2 separate regions of the Homo sapiens genome follow, and region 2 is linked to region 1. Evidence: chromatin loops called from intact Hi-C (ENCODE). Cell type or tissue: endothelial cell of umbilical vein. All regions are shown on one strand. Each heading gives the region's core, and the rest is flanking DNA. Links, peaks and the distances in the headings are about the cores only.

Evidence for each region. Peaks named below come from ENCODE experiments on the same cell type or tissue, not always from the same donor. Only the 100,000 strongest peaks of a DNase experiment are listed, where the experiment ranks them.
Region 2: it touches region 1 in a loop (3-fold over the local background); 7 of 110 quality-filtered maps call a loop at or near these places.

What each region holds. Positions count from the first base shown.
Region 1 is chr12:3,147,119-3,157,325 of GRCh38, forward strand. All of the region lies in intron 2 of TSPAN9 (tetraspanin 9), which reads left to right. It overlaps TSPAN9-IT1 (TSPAN9 intronic transcript 1), which reads left to right and starts at 2,679. Exons shown (of 2, transcript NR_046833.1): 1 at 2,679-2,748; 2 at 3,867-4,358. RefSeq lists enhancers at 1,528-2,073, 3,937-4,750. In endothelial cell of umbilical vein, for the core only: no CTCF peak of the experiment used is centred there; DNase peaks (open chromatin) are centred at 5,003, 6,073 and 7,413.
Region 2 is chr12:3,271,071-3,281,277 of GRCh38, forward strand. It overlaps TSPAN9 (tetraspanin 9), which reads left to right. Exons shown (of 9, transcript NM_006675.5): 4 at 7,351-7,542; 5 at 7,922-7,996; 6 at 9,312-9,413; 7 at 10,128-10,207. Among named protein-coding and RNA genes, the nearest start is that of LINC02827, 24 kb to the right of the region's middle. In endothelial cell of umbilical vein, for the core only: a CTCF peak has its summit at 4,560 (motif pointing left); a DNase peak (open chromatin) is centred at 4,551.

The sequences.
Region 1 (10,207 bases), core at 1,220-9,219:
TGCAGGGTATGTAGTGAGATATTTTTGAGTTTAGGGTGGAGACTGGAAGCAGGGGAGCCCTGGCCCTCTGCAGGTCACGCTCCAGCCTGGAACCCAGGTGAGGTATGGAGGAGCTGCTGGGCAGCAGGAGGCAGGGACCACGGTCCCTGCCCTGGGATGAGGAGCCCGCCAGGGGCTGGAGAGAATGACAGGCGTCCCATGTATCCCAAAAATGCAGTGTGGTGTGACAGCTGCCTGCTGCATCCTGCTGAGTGTTGGGGCCCGGGAGACCCTCGCCGAGGAGCAAGGTTGGTGGTGGGCATGCTGCAGCCTGAGTCCTGGTGGCATCTCCACCGACGCGACGGGAAGTGGCCTCTCCCTCCTTCAGGATCGCCCCCACCTTCCCTGCCCACTTCCAGATTCAGTTTGAGCCACCTAGGGCCTGTTCTGCCCCCGAAGAGAGAGAACCAGCCAGCCCAGTGCTGCAACGATGGAAGTGTTCTGTTCTGTACCGCCCAGTACAGTAGCCACCGGCTACATGTGGCCGTTGAGCATTGAAAATGGGACTGAAAATGCCCCAAGGAGCTGGATTTTAAATTTTATTCAGTTTTAACTTAAAATGGAAATGTAGGTGGCCACATGTTGCTAGTGGCTGCCACGTCGGACGGTACTGTTCTAGACCAGTAGTTTTCACCTGCAGTGTTGGCTCACACTGGTGGGTGCCCTTTGGTGAGAGGTGCGTTGTGAGTGCCTTGTTCTTAGTAAGAGATTACTAAGCTGTGTGAGTGGTGTACACATATGTGGAGTCGGGTGGGTCGGGGGGCACAGCTTGGCAGATAAAGGATGGGCTCCTGCAAGTCTAATCTGGGTACATTTGGAGATTGAGTGGAGGGTCTGGATAGGGGAGAAGGAGGAGAGAAGTCTCAAGCACTTCATTCATCCTGGAGACAAAGCGCAAAACTAGGGAAGGAATTTTGAGCAGTGATTCCTTTGAAAGAAAGGGAGGAAGGGCATACATCCCAGGGCCATTGGCTAAAGCACTGTATGGATTCTATAGGGGCTGGAGGAGACCTGAGGCACTAGTGTGTAGCCTGCTCATTTTACAGATAAGGAAACTGAGGCCCATCATACATTGGACCAGAATCTGAGAACTACCCTGTAAAGTAAATTATCTGCCTCATTTTGCAGCAGATAATTGCAGAGAAACTGGAAATCAAAGCCATTGGGCATTTTAGTGGAACCAAGTTTTGGTCCCAAGTCAGTCCAGAGTCACAAGCTGAATTTCTCAGACTCTCAGGCCAACACCCACACTGCCAGCTCATGGCATCCTTTCCAGCAGCTCGGGCTGGGTTCAGGATGCTGGGGTTCCTCCTTCAGCACCTGCGGCCTGTGAGGTGGCCAGCGGTGGGGCTGTGGCTGGCAGGGTATGGAACGTGGGCAGGGAGCGTGGCCGTGGTTGTGTGGGGCTGTCTGCTCCAGGGCCTAGAGCGTGCACATGACCACACTGCCAAGTGGCCCTGCTCTTTGTGGAATCCAGAGACGACTGCCTGAAAGGGACCAGGAGGGACAAGGGAGCAAGGTCAGAGTGGAGCCGAATGCTCATATTCCACTCCTTACAGAGCAGCACTCAGAGGAGACCTGAGTCTCTGCATCCTCTCCAGCTCGGCTGGGAAGCTGCCCAGGCGGGGGAGGGACTGCCCCATCCAGCTGTTGTCCACCTCCCAGCCTCCCCACGGCTGCAGCTGTCCCAGCTCCATCAGTCACGTCCAAGGCTGGGTGGGAGGAGGGGATGAGGAGAAGAGGGGGCCTCTCGGGCGTGCCTGGCCGAGGTAACTTTGGCTCCTGCCTCTAAGGAGGTCTCCAGTTGCTGAGGGAAGAGGGGAGGGTGGTGGCTGCCTCCTGGATCCTGGGTAAATTGTGGGGTGTGGGTAGCTCAGCTTTCAGCCCCCCGCCATTTGTCTCTCTGGGAGGGCCAGTGTTTTATTGAAAAGAATAGAAATGGTCGAATTCTTCCTTCATCTACATCTAACAAGTTCTTTTGGCACTTCTTAGCTTTGCTGTAGTTTTTGTGAATGAATAAATGAAGGGCTCCTCACCTGCCTCCAGGGTAGGGAGATGGGGTCTTTGTTTCTTCCGGCTTACTGGTTTGATGATGGTCAGGCCCTGTGTGTAGGGGCTGGACTTGGGGAGTGTGAGCTGTAAGGATGGGTGTATTTTGTCCTCCAAGTGTGGCAGGAAGGAGGGAGATGCCCATCCTGGCATTACCATTTTCTGCAGCCAGATACATGCCTTGCCTTCTTCTCTCTTTTTTACCTGAAATTCAGCAGAGTCCTTGAAGTCTCTAACAACCTTGCATTCTTCAGAAGCTAAAGAGAGATGCAAAGAGAGAAGTGGTCCTCTTTCTTGGCCAGACCTCAGTTTGCCAGCCTGAAGAATGGAGAAGCATTGCCACCTGTCTCAGTCCAACAGACAACAGCATCATGGTGTAAAGAGTTGATTTGAGCCCTTTGGAAAAAAGGCCCTAGGGGAGAGGCACTTATTTTGTTTTTATTCTGAGCTTTATCTGATCTCAACACAGGACAGGATGGGTGTTAGCCAAGTAATAGCCACCAGTGATTCAAGACCTGGCTTGGAGTTAGAGACATCTGGGGAGCTTTTCAATAATTCAGGCTCCTGGGCCCCCATCCCAGATCTTCTGAGTCTGAAGCTCTGGGAACGGGGGCAGAAAGCTGTATTTCGAAAAGCTTCCCACATGATTTTGATGCAAAGGTAGGTTTGCCCCTTTGAGGAGAAATCCCTTGCTGAACAGATATTCGTAAGTGCTTTTCTCTGAAGTATGCCTGACTTTGGGAGCATTTGTTAATTGATGTATTCATCCAGCCAGCAGACATGTAGTGAACGCCCATGGCGTGCCAGACACAGCTCTGGGCAGAGGGGTGTGGGCAGGATTAGGTGGAGTGTTCTTCCCTCAGGGAGGGCACAGTCCAGTTTGGGAGACAGACAGCACCAGCAGTGACAATGTAGCATGAAAGGTGAGGTGTGGGAGATGCCCGCTGGGCCCGTTACATTTGGCTGGACTTCAGAGAATATGTCTCGGCCTCCCTCGGTCTGTTTCCGCCCCTCTGCCAGTTATAGGCTTAATACCCTTTTTATGTGTATTTGAACAGAATAGGGCACATAGCTGACTTGATGCTGATGCCCAGAGAGATTAGGGGGCTTGACTAAGGCCGCACAGTGAGTTAGTATTTTGTTGATGGGGGGCAGGAATGGGGAGGGTTTCCTTTGAAAAATCTGTGTCATAAAACCCCTAAATGGATTGTAGTATATATGGGCTCTGCAGGTGGCAGGCAGACATGGTGTCAGTCTTGGTTTCAGTCTGTGGCCCGGTGTGAATCTTTGGTTTCTTGTCTACATGCTGAGGCTGATATATACGCACGTTGCTGCTGGTTCTTAGAATTAGAGATATGGTATGGTTGGCCCATGCTAGGTGCTCAATGAATGCCAGCTTTTCTTCTCTGCCGTTGTATTTGGTGTCTTAAGTGAGGAGAGTATGCTTTTTGGGGCCTCAGACTCTCTGAGCCCTCCTTCTAGCTGGGGGTTGCCTTAGCTAATTCCCACTTACGAGCTGATTTCAGGGTGCTGAGTTCCAGGCCCTGCAGGAGATCGAATGCTGCCCCTTCTTCACCCCACGCCTGGCCTGGCCTTGGGGAGCCCTCCCCTGTCCTGTGCCTTTTAACTCAATACTCCCTGACAGCCCCATGCAAATTGCTAGAGCACTCAGAACGCCTCATTTCTCATAAGGCCCCTTCATCCAAGCCTTTGTCCTTCCGCTCAACGTTAAACTCTGTCAACATTTTTTCCCAATGAAGTTCTTCCTCCCTCTGCAGCGTCCCCAGCCTCCAGCCAGCTTCGCTAGCCAGGGACACAATTGGATTGCAATTTCTAGCACTTCCTGGAGATCAGGTCCCTGAAGAGCTATAAAAATCCAGCGGTGTTTCTGGCCACCTTTCCATGTGGTTTGTAGTGCACTGTCAGTCACACACGCCTGCAGAGCATGTGTGTGTTTGTGTTTGCACACGTGTGTGCATGTGTGTGAGTGGGTGCATGCATGCATGTGTATTTGGCTTTAAGGGAGGCTCTCATATTGCATTACCTATGTTGCTAGTTTCTGGCTGCCAGTTTGCATTTCTTAGGCGGATTTTCTGATTCCAGGCTCGGGAGGGCTCCCCTGCACTGTATGTAATTGGGCACGAAGCCCGTGGTGGGGTGGATTTGGGTAATGGCAGGGCTGCATTCCTCCCATTCTTTTCTCACAGGAAAAAGTGCCTGGATATAACCCTGTGGTGGGGATTGCTTACAGGAGGGGCCGGCTGCCTGCCACCAGCCTTCACATTTGGCCCCTGTCGGCCCCCTCCAGCCTTGCCCTCCCACCTCCCCTCAAGGCAGATGCCACCAGCTGGGTGGGCACTGGGGCTGCGCATGCCCCCTCAGTGATTAATGGCCTGCAAGACTTGGCTGCCTCTTCCCGCCCATGCTTGGTGGGACATGGCGCCCATTTCCAGGGTCTTCTTCCTTAAACCCAGATATGAAACAGAATAGGGCAGCCTCCAACGTGAAATGTCTCTTACTCTCTCCCTTCCTTGCTCCCTCCAGCCTTTTTTCCTTTCTTAAAAACAAAACAAAACAACCGTGGTGTGCGCCTGTACTCCCAGCTACTCGGGAGGCTGAGGCAGGAGAGTCGCTTGAACCCGTGAGGCGGAGGTTGCAGTGAGCCGAGATCGTGCTATTACACTCCAGCCTGGGCGACAGAGTGAGACTCCACCTCAAAAAAAACAAAAAAAACACACAGCCGATCTTTGGAATTGAAAAGTAAAAGCCCAACAATCAGGCGTAAGTAAATTTCCTGCAAATGGGATGCCTGCTGGAGGGGGCTGTGATTTGCTGCTTGGCGCAGACAACTCTGAGGAATTTTTCCTCTCCAGCTCTCATTCCCTTGGGGAATTCATGGCGGGGAATCTCTCCCTGGGGAGTCTGACCAGCTTGGAAGGAGGTAAGGCAAGGAGGGCTTCCTGTTTTCCAAGGCACCCCCCTCTGTCATAGCTCATAGGGAAGCAGCTGCCACTTCCCAGCCCTCCTTGCCTGGCCACCAGGGAGGCTGCTGCGGGGTCAGCCCTCCTGATTGTCAGCAGGATCCTGGCACCCAGCTCCTCCCTCACCTGCCACAGGGTTTGGCCTGATGCCAGGGTGGGCTGGGATTTGGCATCCCACCGGCCCCTCTTTTTGGAAGGTCCTGTGGCAGTCCTTCTGTCCTTCTGACACACCTGCCCCCACTTGGCAAGCAGCCTTCCCCTGAGATCTAGTTCCTGAGTGTCCCCAGCGATGGACACAGTGAAACATGTATTGAAAAGAATGAGGGAAGGACAGTCTTGGGGGAGAATGCTGGACTGGCTGTTTCTAGCCTAGAGGCTGTCGTCAGAGCCCCGTTCTTTTCTTTTCTTTCTTTTTTGAGACGGAGTCTCGCTCTGTTGCCCAGGCTGGTGTGCAGTGGCGCGATCTTGGCTCACTGCAACCTCCGCCTCCCAGGTTCAAGCAATTCTCCCTGCCCCCGCCTCTCAAGTAGCTGGGACTACAAATGCCTACCACTATGCCCGGCTAATTTTTACATTTTTAAATAGAGATGGGGTTTCACCATGTTGGCCAGGCTGGTCTTGAACTCCTGACCTCAGGTGATCCACCCGCCTTGGCCTCCCAAAGTGCTGAGATTACAGGTGTGAGCCACCACGCCCAGCTGAGCCCCCTTCTTTTCTTATGCTGCATCAGAAGACAGGGACTCTGAAACCACAGCAGAAATGACAGAGCAGCAGAGGCGCACACACACCTGACGGGTGGGGGCCCCAGGACGGCATCTGTGCTCAGTGCGAACGCTGAGCTTCCTTTTATGGTGCGTGCACGCCTGCGCGTGTGTGGGGTGTGGTGGTGGTGGTGGTGGTGCAGGGCAGGCCTTCCTTGAAGCCCTCTTCAGACTGATTTGTGACACCTTTTCCTTGTGCCTTACCCCTGTGGCAGTCCCGGAAGGGCCTGAACAAAGCAGACATTTCCTGCCTAGCCCTTATCATCATGTGCTAGTTTATTTCAGGGTCAGGAGCTATTGGGCATTTTAAAAAAATACTTATCATATAAGTAATGCCGTATAATAGGAACACAAATCAAAGAAATAGGGGTATAAAATACCTGACAAACCTGCCATCATGACAAATCAGTTTTTTATTTTCCATGATGCCTTCAGTCTGTATTTGCTTGCAAACATAATTTTTTTTTACATGGTTATAGTCAATAATGTAGATAGAATTTTGTGTTCTATTTGCTTTCTTTAACATTTTAAGAATTTTGCATTCTATTTGCTTTCTTTAACATTTTACTATAAGCTACATAATCATCACAATTATGATCATCATCATCACACTTTCAAGTGGTTACATAGGAAATGTTTCCTATTTATCCGTTTTCCTACTGTTGAATGTTTAGCTCACAATTTTAACTTACCTAAATAGTAGAAACTGCACTAATACATTAATATGTTAATATTATATATATGTGTGTGCGTGTGTGTCTGTGGATGTATCTCTGTCTGTTTCTCTGTCTAGCTGTCTGTTTCGCTTTCCTACTGTTGAATGTGCAGCTCACAATTTTAACTTACCTAAATAGTAGAAACTGCATTACTACATTAATATGTTAGTATTATATATATATGTGTGTGTGTGTGTGCGTGTGTGTCTGTGGATGTATCTCTGTCTGTTTCTCTGTCTAGCTGTCTGTTCCCCTTTCCTACTGTTGAATGTGCAGCTCACAATTTTAACTTACCTAAATAGTAGAAACTGCACTAATACATTAATATATTAGTATTATATATATATGTGTGTGTGTGTGTGTGTGTGTGTGTGTGTCTGTGGATGTATCTCTATCTGTTTCTCTGTCTAGCTGTCTGCTCCCCCTTTTGCGTTATTTCCTTAGGACAATTCAAGAAGCCAAGCATTCTTTCCTAGAGCAATGAGGTATCTCATTCTGGGTTATTAAATACCAGCCGGAAGTCAGGTGCCTGAGAGCAGCCACAGGGTTTAGCTGAGATCTTGGCCCAAGTCTGTTTTCACACACTGCCCTTGGGAAGGCAGTCAGGTAGCAGAGGTCCTGCTTTAAAGGCTGTTCACTCTGCATTTTTATCCTATCTCCAGCTTCGAAGCCCGCTGGCCTGGTACATAGATTTTGCGTATGTTGCTTCACTCATTCAATAATTCCTAAGTGCACTCCCCATCTGACCCCATTCAAAGCAAGAGAAATAGGTCTCGCTCGCACCCTTAGGGAACTTGCAGTCTGAAATGACCGTGGGCTCACCCATTCAATTATATTCAATCAACTTTATGCAAGCCTGCAAACTCAGATGAGCGATAACAGCCCAGGGTTGTGGGCCCATCAGCGTGTTCCTCCCTTCCTCCCTCTCTTCCTTCCCTCCCTTTTCCTCAGCGTCCTGCTTTCATTGTTTTGCAGCAGGTTGACCAGCATAGAACATGATGCACATGTTCAGCCGTGCAAAAGAGGAGCTAGTGCTTAAGTACAAATGGGAGACATGATTCTTTTGTTTTAAGTAAATACTTAGCCTGACTTCGGTCCTGTGAGCATCTGCACTCCAGGCCTGAGCAGCTGAGCTGCCTCTCACATGGACCTGCCATGATTCCATGACTGCCTGCATGCCCAGTCATCACTACATGGCATTAGGGTGCCAGTGGTTGAACGTGATCACAGTGAGCCCCTTTTCTAGCGACTTCTCCAGCCCCCTACAGACATGATCTAGCTAGGACAGAGACAACTGGAATTTCTCAAAGGGCAGTGGTCTGTAACAGTTAAGCATTCTACATGGTTCTCTTGGTTCCCTAGATCTTCCATTTTTCAAGGAAAATTTGAACTTCTGATTTTTGGGTAAAATCTCCTAATTTTTAACTATTGGCAGCTAATTAAAAAAAAATTAAAACGTGATGCGGACCAAATAAAACCTGTGCGTGGGCTGGATTTGGTCTGGGGGTACCAGCTTGTGACCCCTGCTTTATGTATTAAAGGTAGGGTGTTATGCTGGGCACTTTGGGGAATATAAAGAGCATAAAGTGATGAAATTAATAAAAATCATGGGGTGTGGGAGAGGCAGCTCACACACAGAGCATAACACAGTTGGCTACGCAAGTGAAACCGAAGGCGGGCTGTTCCGGGAATGCTGGGCAGAGACTGTTGATCGTGTTCTGAGCTTTTAGGAAATCAGCACGAGGAGGCCTCTCCTGAATAGCTGTTAGAAGAGACCATATCTTCCAGGCCTGGTGTGGTGGTGCGCACCTGTAATGCCAGCATTTTGAGAGGCCGAGGCGGGAGGATCCCTTGAACCCAAGAATTTGAGGCTGCAGTGAACCATGATTATGCCACTGTGGCCCTGATGACAGAGCAAGACCCTGTCTCTTTAAAAAAAAAAAAATAAAGAGGGAGCGAGAGCAAGACCACGTCTTCCTTTTCTAGTCCCTTTGGGAGGAGTTAGGCCTTGAGTGAGAGACGGCTTGAAGCATGGAGTTGGAACTGGGAAGACTGGATTAGGTGGGTGCCGAGTAAATTTCCTTTTCTCCGTTTTCCCATCACGCAGTGAGGAAAATTGTCCCCCTTGGGCAGTTAGCAAGTATTTATTGTAGGCACACTGGAGGCGGAGTTGCCAGGGCCCCCTCTTCCTCCCCTCCGAGATCTCTAGGGGGAGATAAAGGGGAGTCTGTCTGAAGTGCTTTGAACTCTTCAGGACGCCGAAAGGACTTGAAGACGTTGCTCCATGGTTTTCCCGGATGACAGCCATGACGTATGAGCCTAGTGATACTTAAGAGATACGACTTGCTAGGGAAGTAAACACCCAGTGTTATTTATTAGTTCTTTAAAAAACAAAGCTTTTCTTAGCTGGGAGGTTTCAGATCAGTGACAATGTCAGCTCCAGTTTTCCTCTGTTAATAACAGGCCAGCCTCCTCCCCAGCCTGTGTCAGCGGCATTGAGAAGTGTGTCTGGGGTCTGGGTGCACCTTTGGCATTTGATGATTCCCTGAGAGGAAGGGAAAATGGTACTGAAGACCCGGAAGGTTGTGCAGGGCCAGGACGGATCTCGTTGTGAATAATAAAGCAAGCTGCCTTCCAGTGCTGGGCCTTTTGCTTTTATCTGTGTCCTCCCTCCATGTAGCCCCCTCCAGGACTGGGAGAGGGAGGGGCAGCAGGTGGGGAGTCGGGGGGCCAGGAGATAGGGTGCTGATAGAGGCATCTCCTGTCTTCTTGATAGGGGAGGTGTTGGAGTTTGGGATCTAGGCAAGACTTGGACTTTGCTTCTTAGAGTTGTTTTTTTGTTTTTGTTTTTTTTTTAGATGGAGTCTCACTCTGTCACCCAGGCTGGAGTGCAGTGGCATGATCTCGGCTCACTGCAACCTCCCCCTCCCAGATTCAAACCTCCCAGATCCTCCTGCCTCAGCCTCCCGAGCGGCTGGGATTACAGGCATGCGCCACCACAACTGGCTAATTTTTGTATTTTTAGTAGAGATGGGGTTTCACCATGTTGGCTAGGCTGGTCACGAGCTGCTGACCTCAAGTGATCTGCCCTCCTCAGCCTCCCAAAGTGCTGGGATTATAGGCCTGAGCCACCACTCCCGGCCTGCTTAGAGTTGAATGGAATCTGGAGATGAATGGGAGGGTTAGCTGGCTAGCTGGGAAGGCTGTGGAGCAGGAGAAGGGCCCAGGGCAGGGGGCAAGGGCTGAGAGCTAAGGTTGAGGTGAGGTCTGATGAACTTGAGGGCCACTGCATTTTGACCTTGAGTAACTATAGTATTGATAAGGACAGTACCTTTGCAGTATTGAGTACAAATTCTCCCCCGCTGAGCCTCATAGAAACAGGCCAGAGAGGGCAGAGCAGGTTTTATTATTTCCACTTAATTCAGGCTGAATGTGGTGTTTTTTTTTTTTTTTGAGACGGAGTCTCGCTCTGTCACCCAGGCTGGAGTGCCGTGGCGCGATCTCAGCTCACTGCAAGCTCCGCCTCCTGGGTTCACGCCATTCTCCTTCCTCAGCCTCCCGAGTAGCTGGGACTACGGGTGCCCGCCACCATGCCCGGCTAATTTGTTTTGTATTTTTAGTAGAGACGGGGTTTCACCGTGTTAGCCAGGGTGGTCTCAAT
Region 2 (10,207 bases), core at 824-8,823, 120 kb after region 1:
AGATATGCAAATGCTTTATGTAATGTTTATTTGGAGGAAAATTAGGCACAAAAATATGGGTGTCATCTCCCTGACACCTTTGTAAGTTGGTGAGATTAGGGGCTGCAAAGTGAAGGTATGAAGGTGAATTGGAGGCTTTGAGAGAAAGTGTGGGGTCCAACAGTAATGACCAAGGAATCATGCCATCTGGCTTGAAGTTATGCACCAGCTCAGTGTGAGACTAAACTGTGCTATGGCTGCCACTCAAGCCAATGGGGCCTTAGGCTGAATTACTAGAAGTATAGAGCTCAGAACGTAGGAGGGGAAGAGCTGGGTCCTACCATAGCTGGAGCCTAACTTTCAGTTTGAGACAGGCCTGTTTTACTTGTTCTTAGTGGGCTTCTTGGGCAAAACTAGGATTGATGCATGTTAGCCACAGGGAAGTAGATTCTTGCATTAATAAGAAAGAATTCCTGGCTGATTAGAGGTATGCAGAAAAAAAAAAAAAAAGAAGAATGGAGTGCATTGTGGGATGGTGAGCATTCAGCCCCTGGGAGACCCGTGTGGCTGCATCCCACCCCATGGTTCCAAGGTGCTGTGGTCCTCCTACCTGCTGGGTGACTTCAGCAAAGATGTGTCTGTGACTTTGTCCCTTCATTTCTCTCCATGCAGAATTGGAGGCATCGTCTGCTCTCTTGCCTTCCCTGCCCCTCCTGCCTCTCCCTTTATGGCTGTGAGAATGAATGAGCTGCGGGGGCCCTTGGAGGCAAGGGGTGTCTGAAATACAAAGCAGCGGCTGCGCTCCTGGCACCGATGTATTGTCTCTGCTCCCCATGATGAAGTTCTTGGCAGGTCGGCTTCTTCCAGAGCCAGGCAGGTTCATTACTAGCCAGCATGTCAGGCTGTGAAATTAAAGCTGTTTTGGTTTTTTTCTTTTTTAAAAATTCTCCACATCCACTAATTTATTAAATGCCATTAAATGTTGGGCCTGGCCTTGGCTCATAGAAACATTAGGGAGCACTCAGTCCTAGCATTTGAAAATTTCCTGCAAGCAAAAAGTGGATGAGGGTGTCAGGGGGGCCAGGTCAGGGGCCACCAGTGACATCTGATGCCAGAAGCCCAGGTGCCTTGTGGGGCTCTGCAGACACATGAGGCAGTGGGGATTAAAATAGGGCAGCAGAGGTGGGAGCAACCTGAGGGCACTGGGGGTTCCAGGAGTGGGGAAGACGGGGTGAAGAGGAGGCTGCTTTTTCAGGAGGATTTGCATGTCTGGGTCTGGTCCTGTTCCCCAGCTATGGCCCACTCAGGCCCCTCCATCCATCCCCATCATTCATTCATTTATTCATTCCTCCAGCAAATATTTATCTAGTAATCCAGGCATGTTCTGGGCCCTACAATGGAAGAAAAATGGATAAGACACAAACCTGGGTCCTGGAAGTGCATGTGTGTTTTTTTTTTTTTTCCCCAAAGTGCTGGGATTACAGGCATGAGCCACTGCGCCCGGCCGTGTGTGTGTGTTTAGTGAGGGTAGGCAGCAAGTCTACACAGAAGCCTGAGAGGTCCTAGGTGTGTCCTCTGCTGTGGGCCCGGCGCTGGCAGAGGAGTCATCCCTGGCGAGGGGCCGCTCCCACCAGTGGGAGACCGATGGGACCCATGAGATATGGGCAGTGGCTGCCCCTAGGATCTAAGCAGCATGGAAGTGGGTGGAGAAGCTCAGGACGGGGAAGCCCGAAGGGGGAATTGTGTCCCTCACCCCCAGAGAAATAGGATGCCTGCGTGAAACATACGTAACGACACGTGGCAGAAGCCTGTATTTAAACCACAGTCAGCATGGTTCAAACTGAAGACAAGGAAGACACCGTGGGGATATTAGCTAACTACAAGACTTAACAAATGAGGTGAGGCTGGAGTGTGGGCTCACTGTATGGCCATAGCCTGACTGGGCCTCAGTTTACCTGCTGCGCGTATTGTGGATGGGCCCCTGGTGACAAAGAAGATCCTGATACAGCCTGATGACTTGAGGCTTTTCTCTGTGCTGGGGGCCTGCACCCTTTCCCTCCTCCGGAGTCAGGGCACGGCCCAGACCAGATCGCCCTGTGGGATTTGAAGGCGTTGCCAGCCCTGCTCTAGGCTCTGCGGATTTAACCACAAAAACAACAGACCCAAATCCTGGCCCTCAAGGAGGCCATTGGCAAATGTAAGGATGGGATTCGTCTTCTCAAATTTGGATGTGGATTTGTTTGTAGCCCTGATTTGAAGTTATTTTGAAATGCCTTCGGCTGGGGAAGGGGCAGGGGAGGCTTGGTACTCAGGCTGGCCCCTGGACCTGCACCTGCTCCGGGGAGGGCATCAATCAGGCCTGGACCACACCAGGAGTGGCTGGTGACCTTCTGCGGGTTGGTGCTAGCATTGCCTGGGGCCCAATCCCCTGAGTCACCCTGCCTCACCCCAGATTGTCCCATCGTGGGCTAGATTATAGCTCAGTCATCTCAGCTGAGACAAACCCCTGGTTTTGGAAGGGAATTTTCCCAAATGCCACCAGCTAAGCTCTCCGGCCCTGAGCTTTGGCTGTGCCACCACAGACAGGCCTTGCCTCCTTCCTGTGCTATGTGCTGGGCTCCCTCCACCAGAGGCGGCTCCCCTGCCCTGCACCTCCCTCTCCTGCTCCTGCCGCACCCTCTCCCTGCCCGCTGCACTGGCTTCAGAGGTCAGCTTCCTGACTTCCTGCCCTCCTGCCTGTGCGGGGCAGGCCTGGCTCACCAAGACTTCATGGCCAACCTGTCTCTGCCATCACCTCCTCCCTCCTGCCCTTGCTCCCTCCCCGATCTCAGCCCCGGCTGTCCCCAGCTCACCAGCTGGCATCTTTGGGCATATCGCTGTCATTGGCTCTCCCTTCCCCACCGCTGGAGGGAACACATCAGATTCTTTCTCCAATGGCTGTTCTCAAGATGTTGGCAGCCCAAGGGTGGGTGCCTGGCGTGGGGGGATAGGGTAGGGGGCGGGGTTTCTCAAACTCTATTGACAATTGGGGCCAGACAGTTCTTGACTGTGTGGACTGTCCTGTGCACTGCGGGGTGTTTGGCAGCACCCCTGGCCTCTACTCACCAGGTGCCAGGAGCAGCCCCTCCCATTGTGGCAACCAAAAACGTCCCCAGACATGCCACATGTTCCCTGGGGAGCAGAATTGCTCCTGATTGGGAACCACTGGGCTGAGGGCTGAGAGCACCATGTCTCAGACTCGGCTAAGACTGCGCCAGAGGGACCTAAGAAATGATCTCGTCCAAATCCCAAGTTTTAAAGGAAATTGGGCCTCCGAGAGCTAAAGAATCTTAAGGTCACACTAGGGAGCAGCATGATGAGAGGCATTTTAGGAAAAGAATCAGGCAGCTCTATGCAGGCTGGGCTGGAAACTAGAGGCCAGGGGCAGGGAGGGCAGTGGGGGCCGTGATCTGGACATGGGACCTGTGGCGAAGGCCCAGTGTTGGTGCCTGTCACCTGTCAGTCGGAGGTCCCCTGGGAGCAGGTAGTGAAGGCTTCTGCACCAAATGCCAGAAACCAAGGTTTTGTCCCAGCCCAGCAGTGTGACTGGGGACTTCCTTGTCCCCCCGCTTAGCTTCCTGGAAAATCGAGGCGTGACCTTTGTGTTTTCTTCTTGCCGGGAGGCTCTGTTAGTGTTGGGCCATCAGAAGATGGGAGCAGAGAGCTCATCTCGGCAGGAGCCCCTTGAGGATGGGAGCGTGGCAGTGGGGATGTGCGTGGCACCCGCTGTACTGCACAGGCCTCCTCACTGGGCAGACGTGCACCATGCGTGGAGTTGTGCCAGGCGGGAGCTGTGATGGAGGCAGGAACAGGTTTGAGGGCTTGGAGAGGAAGCCTTCCAGTCCAGACTGCGCCCCCGTAGGGTAGGCCGCAGATCTTTCCTGGGGGCCTGGAGGACTTTGGACAGGAAATGGGAAAGGAAGCAGATTTGGGGACAGGGCACCAGCTGTGTTCCCTGAGAGGTAGAAGGCTCCCAGGTGGGTCTGGCAAGACCAAATCAAAGGATGTGGAGTGTGAAGTCAGAGAACCAGTTTGAAGAGAGGTGACCAGGTCCTGGAGTTTCTGACCTAAGAGGTTTTCCTAGGTAGAGGTACCTGAGCATCCCAGCACTTATCCCAGGAGGGAAGTGGAGAGAGGGCTCGGAAGGGGCCCCCCGCTGCAGGTACACCCACAGTGGGAAACCGCTTCAGGAGAAGGCTGTGCTTTGAGAACTTTTCCAGGCCCGAGAAGGGTCCGGGCTCTGAGCTCTGGGGTCCTGCGTGTCTCCAGCTGCAGCGTGTGGGGGCGCCCTGCAGCTCCCCTGCAGCGAGTACCTGCGGCAGTGGGGTTTCCGCTTACTCATTCCAGGGTCTGGCTTTTAGAGCCATAAATCTTCAGCATGAAGATCATAAATTCTCCATGGTATGATTAATGAAAGAAAAATTGAGACGGCAGCATAGAAACTGACCAGATTGAAGAAAAGTCAGAGTGACTATTTGGATGAAAGTTTCAGCCATCGCTGGCGAACCCAGAGCTTCTGAACCAGCCTGGAGCGCCACCTAGTGGCCGTAGGCGGGGCTAGCCCCGTTCCCTGGCGAAGCTTTGTGATGGCCCAGTTGGGCGATGCTGTGGGTCTCAGTGTGCCCATTCTTTGGGAGCCCTGACGTGGTTCCATGTGGGGCTGCGCCAGGGGACAGGAGGCACAGGCCCACTCTCCACAGTGTGAAGGACCCAGGCAGCTGCTGGACGTAAATCATTCGGACCCCCCTGCAGCTCCTTGCACTGTCTCTTGGTTAGTAATACGTGGCGGTGTCTGTTCCTACCTTTTTCTTCATGCACACCTTTCTGGTTCCCCATTTATCAAAATCCTATTCATTCTTCAAAGCCCAGCAAGGCCTGTCAATGCCACCTTCAAAACATCTCAAATTGGACCATTTCTCACCGCTCCTCCGTAGCCTCCTGGTATGAGTCGTCCCCAGCTCTCAAGCTGGTCTGGCTCCTGGGAAGAAAGAGAGGCTCGCAATTAGGCAGGGTAGGGATGCCCACGGGAAGGTGAGGGGAGGGGACAGACGCCTCCCTGAGGAAGGGCATCTCCTTCTTATTCCTCCACAAACCCAAGCCTAATCACAGCAGCCTCCCAGTTGCTCTCCTGGCCTCCCTCGGGCCCTCCCGCGGTCGCTTCTCCAAACAGCAGCCAGAGTGATCTGCTGAAAACCTCAGTGAGATCATGTCACTCTCCAGCTCTGGGACCTTCCCGTCACACTGAGGACACTTGCACGTTTCCTTTACCTGCGAGGTCCCAGCTGGCCTGGCCCCCGGCCACCCCGCCTGCTTTGTCTCCTACCATGTGTCACCTCACTCACTGTTGTAGCACACGGCCAGCGTGCTCCTCCTTGGCTGGCCAGGCTCCTTCCCACTCCGGGGCTTTTGCACCTGCTGTTCTCTCTGTCTGGAACGTTCTTCCCCCAGATAGTTATGTTGCTCCCTCCCCCTGTTTATTTGGGTTTTTGCTTAAACACCACCTCTTCCAAGACACCTTCGCTGCCCACACCCTCCCCAGTTATTTTCTGGCTCTTTACATTGCCTTATTTTTCTTCGTGGCGCATGTCAGCAACTGCAGTTACGTCATTTGTTGCTTACATAAGGTCAGTGTCTCCTGTAAGAATCTACTCTTCGTGAAGGCAGGGTCTTTGCCAGTGAGGTGTACCACTGTCTCCCCAGCTTGGAGAACAGGGCCTGGCACTGAATACGCAGGTGTTCACTTGGGTTTGTGGAGGAATAAGCGAAGGAGATGCCCTTCCTCAGGGAGGCGTCTGTCCCCTCCCCTCACCTTCCCATGGGCATCCCTACCCTGCCTAATTGCGGGTTGCCCTGTCTCAGCCCTGAGCCTCTGTTTCTTCCCAGGAACCAGAGCAGCTTGAGAGCAGGGGCTGGGCTGATTCCTGGAGTCAGCATAGTCTGCACAGGCCCTGGCACAGAACAGCTGCCCGGGAAGTGCCTTTCCAGCAAGCAGTGCCCGGAGCTGGCCACCCACTTCACGTAGCTTATTCCAATCTAATTCTCACAGCAGTCCAATAGGAAGGGGATGATATTCTCACTCTGCATACGAGAGGTTTGCAAGCTCACACCACCAGGATAAGCTGGAGCCGGGAGTCCTGTTTGGGTCTGTGACTCCCAAGCCCTTACCACCTGCACTTTCACCCGGCATAGAATGTTCTCGTCCTCCATCTGCCCCTAGTCCACCCACCCTTTAGGGACTGCCTCCTTCAACTGGCTTCCATGACTGCGACAGTGATTGCCTCCTCTGAGCGCCCGTAGCGTTGACTGGGCACCAGTCCATCCCACCTGGGAGTGGTAGATTTTGCACTTTGATTGCTCCCATCCAGCCAGAACAGAGGCCCCTGGAAAACAGGTCTTTAAAGTGGTTGTAGCTTTTCTGGCATGGCACACTGCATGCTGTAGGCACTCAGTAAATACTGTTTCACTGATTGATTGGCTCCTCAGACTCAGCACACTTCCCATGAGCTGGCGGAGGGAGTCGGGGAGTGCCAGCTATATCGAGCATAAAATAAGACAGATGTGGAGATTTGCAGCCGGTGAAATGGAAGCTTCCCCAGGTGGAGCTGGTGGCGCCGGCAGCCCCAGGGGTGCTGTTGGGGAGAGTTGCTTTTCGGTTTGGGGGCCGATCATGCCAGAGGCCAGCTTATTGGATGGGTGGTGAAGGCAGCCGTGGACTCCCACGTCCCGCACACTGGCCAGGCCCCCAGCCAGCCGATGACTGCCTCCTTTCTCCATCTGTGGGAAATTGTTCTTCAGACTCCAGTGGACAAATGGCCCTTCGGGTCAGAGTAACAGGACACAGTCGCTGGAAGTTCTGGCTCCAAGAAACCCGACTCCGAGGGTCCCTTCCCACCTCCAGAGATGAAGTCTTTCTTGCTTTTCCTGACCCCAGTTCTCCCCTCTCACCAGGCCTCCGTCTTGGACACTGGGGCCTCTTCTCTATCATGCAGAGTAACCTAACCACTCACATGTGTCCAGTACCTTCCACGTATTTGTTACGCACTTTTGCCTCTGTGTGGTTTAATCCATCCTCAGAATGACCTGGGAGGCTCTTGAAACTGGCACAGTCTCCGTTGTCACATGGGGAGACTGAGGCACAGAGAGGCTAGGGGACTGTCTGGGTCACACAGCCGACATGCTTCGGGTCTGCAGCCCAACGGTAGTCCCGTTCTCACCTTGTCGGTTCTCACTTTGTCTGTGTCTCAGAGCATGGGGTGGGGACCTGCACTGTTCCCAGGTCCATGGACGAATGTGAGAGCAGCGCCAGGCTAATGGGCTTTCCTTCCTTTCCAGCTCTGTGGCTGTGGGCTGCTGGGAGTGGGCATCTGGCTCTCCGTGTCCCAAGGCAACTTTGCCACCTTCTCCCCCAGCTTCCCTTCGTTGTCTGCAGCCAACCTGGTCATTGCCATAGGCACCATTGTCATGGTGACGGGCTTCCTCGGCTGCCTGGGGGCCATCAAGGAAAACAAGTGCCTCCTCCTCAGCGTAAGTTCTGTCCAAATCCCCAGCCCCTCCAACTCCTGATCTCCTTGCACTTGGACCCCTGGGACAGGCAAGACCTGGAATATTAGCCACCTGGGTGTCCAACCTGAGCCCAGGGAAACTGCTTCTAGAACGTTCTAGGCTTGACCACACCCCTCCTCCTCATGGTTGGTTATGCCTACCCCTGGTTGTCCCTCCCACTCCCTGATTAGTCAGCTCCTTTATGTCTCTGTCCTAGCTATCTGGGTTTCCTCAGGAGGAGCTGGCTTCTCCCAGACCTGGGAAGCCCCACCTAGGCGCCGCCTGTCCCTGCCTTCCACACCCTCCTTGTCCTCAGCCCTGCCCATTACCACCTACCCATGCCTGGCCCTTTCCTTTCCAGTTTTTCATCGTCCTGTTGGTCATCCTCCTAGCAGAGCTGATCTTACTCATCCTCTTCTTTGTCTACATGGACAAGGTAAGCCTTACCAGATGGGAGGGGGCATATGGAATGTCACTGCCCTTAGAGTTGGGCCAAGCAGGCCAGGGTCCCTTCCCTGGCCAGAGGAAGAGTGCTGGCAAGCAGCACCTGTGCAGAAAGGAACATGGAACCAAGGGTTGGGAAAGCTACCAAGGAAAGAGCAGATGGAAGGTTTTGATGGGGGCAGCATGGGGCAGGCAAATTTGGAGGATGGGAGAGTTGACTTTGTATAGTTCCAGGAAGTGGAATCCTCTGCATGACCAGAGATGGCAGTGGGCTGCCTCTGGCGCTAGTGAGCTCCCTCTCACTGGAAGGAATTAAGCTACTTGGAGAAGGGATTCAGACCTCATCAGGTGGTTGGGCTGGGTGATTTGAGAGCAAACCATGAAAAACAAGGAGGAACTCTCTGGGCGACGCTGGCTGAGCAGGACTGAGGCACAGGGAAGCTCTGTTTCCTGCACTAGAGCCCTTGAGGACGGGCGCTGCTCCTGGGTTCAGGAGGATGGTGGGTGACCCCCTGTAACCTCGCCAGGCTGGGCAGTTCGCAGTCAAGAGCGAGGTTGGCCGGGATTTCAGTCTCTTGGGGCGTGGCAGGCCCTTTGGTACCATGCACTCCAGAACTGTGTAAGGAGCAGTTCTTGAAATAGCTGCCTGAGCCACACTGAAAGTTAGAGACATCGTTAGGATGAGAAAGAATAATCTTTTAGTTTTGCACTCGTGAAAAGGAAGAAAGAACAATGTTGAGAGATTTCTCTGTGCCAGCCCTGTTCTTGGCCCTTTTATGAGAATTGTTTCCCTTAATTCTAACAACAGCGCCATGAGTAGATGCTGCTGTTCAACATCGGGTAGAACAGCGGTGAGGGAGGTGAAGGTCACATGACCTGTCTTCCTCCCTCTAGTTCCCAGGGTGTGTTTTGAGAGGGGCAGTCTGTGGGGAAGCTGTGTAGTGGGGGGCGGGGGTGGCAGAGTGGCCTGTGTGTGTGGCTGGTCCTGGGATGGGGGAGTGGAGGCACGTGGTGTGTTTTTTTGCCTCTGGGTGTTACAGCCCTGGCCCTGAGTTTAGCTCTGCCGGGAGGCGGTGGGTGCACCAGGGCCTGCTGTATTCTGAAACTGGGAGTGTGTGCCTAACCCCGCACCTCTGTTGGGCCAGCAGAGGCCCCCACCCCAGTGGGCAGGGCCTTCCAGACCAGCTGCCTTCCCTGCCTTCCTCACTCCTCATCTGTCACCCACCATCCTGGGTGACCTGAGGTGGGCTGGAGAGACGAGCTGCGTCCTGGTTCCAACCGTCTCACTGTGTCCCTCCGCCTGGCAGGTGAACGAGAACGCCAAGAAGGACCTGAAGGAAGGCCTGCTGCTGTACCACACCGAGAACAACGTGGGGCTGAAGAACGCCTGGAACATCATCCAGGCTGAGGTGCGGGCTGGGCCGCCCTGGTGGGGCCAGGCAGGGAGGAGGGGTGGCGGCCGGTACTTCTAGCTGCCTTCCCCGGTGACCTGGCCGGGCACCTGTGCTTTCTGGATTTTAGCCGGGAGTGGAGTGGTACCCACGGGGGCATTTGCCTGAACTGCTGAGTCAGATGTGATACAGCAAGGTACAGCCAGGGAGGGATGAGGATACAGGAGGGGCAGGCCTGAGAGAGCTGTGGCTGAGCTTTGGGATGAATGACTGAATTTATTTTAGCAACAGATTTGCCTCCATGATGGGGCTTGGCTTAGGTGAGGAGGCCCTGGCTCTAGGAGGAGAACAAGTCCATAGTCCCAGATGCTCCCATTTTAAGCCCTGGGGAGGGGCCGGCAGGGGGTTGGGTGGCAGTCAGCTTGGGACGGTTTACAGAAAGAGCAGAGGTGCTGGTGGGCAAGCACAGGGCTGAGCCAAGGGGCCCAGCCCGAGGGGTGGGCTGCATTGCCCTCTCCCGCTCTGGTCTCCAGGAAGGAGTGCTCACTCACTTCTCCAGTGGGCCCGGCTGAAGCCCAAAGAAGGGACAAGAAGCAAGCCCTTTGTCTCCTCCCTTAACTGCAGGGTGGCCACTTTTGCGGGGACTGGGGTTGGCCTGGGCAGGGGAAGGCCCTGGGGAGGAAGGGGCGGGCCATGGCATGTCTGACTGCCCCTTCCATTCCTGCTGGCCAGATGCGATGCTGTGGTGTCACTGACTACACAGACTGGTACCCAGTGCTGGGGGAGAACACGGTTCCCGACCGCTGCTGCAT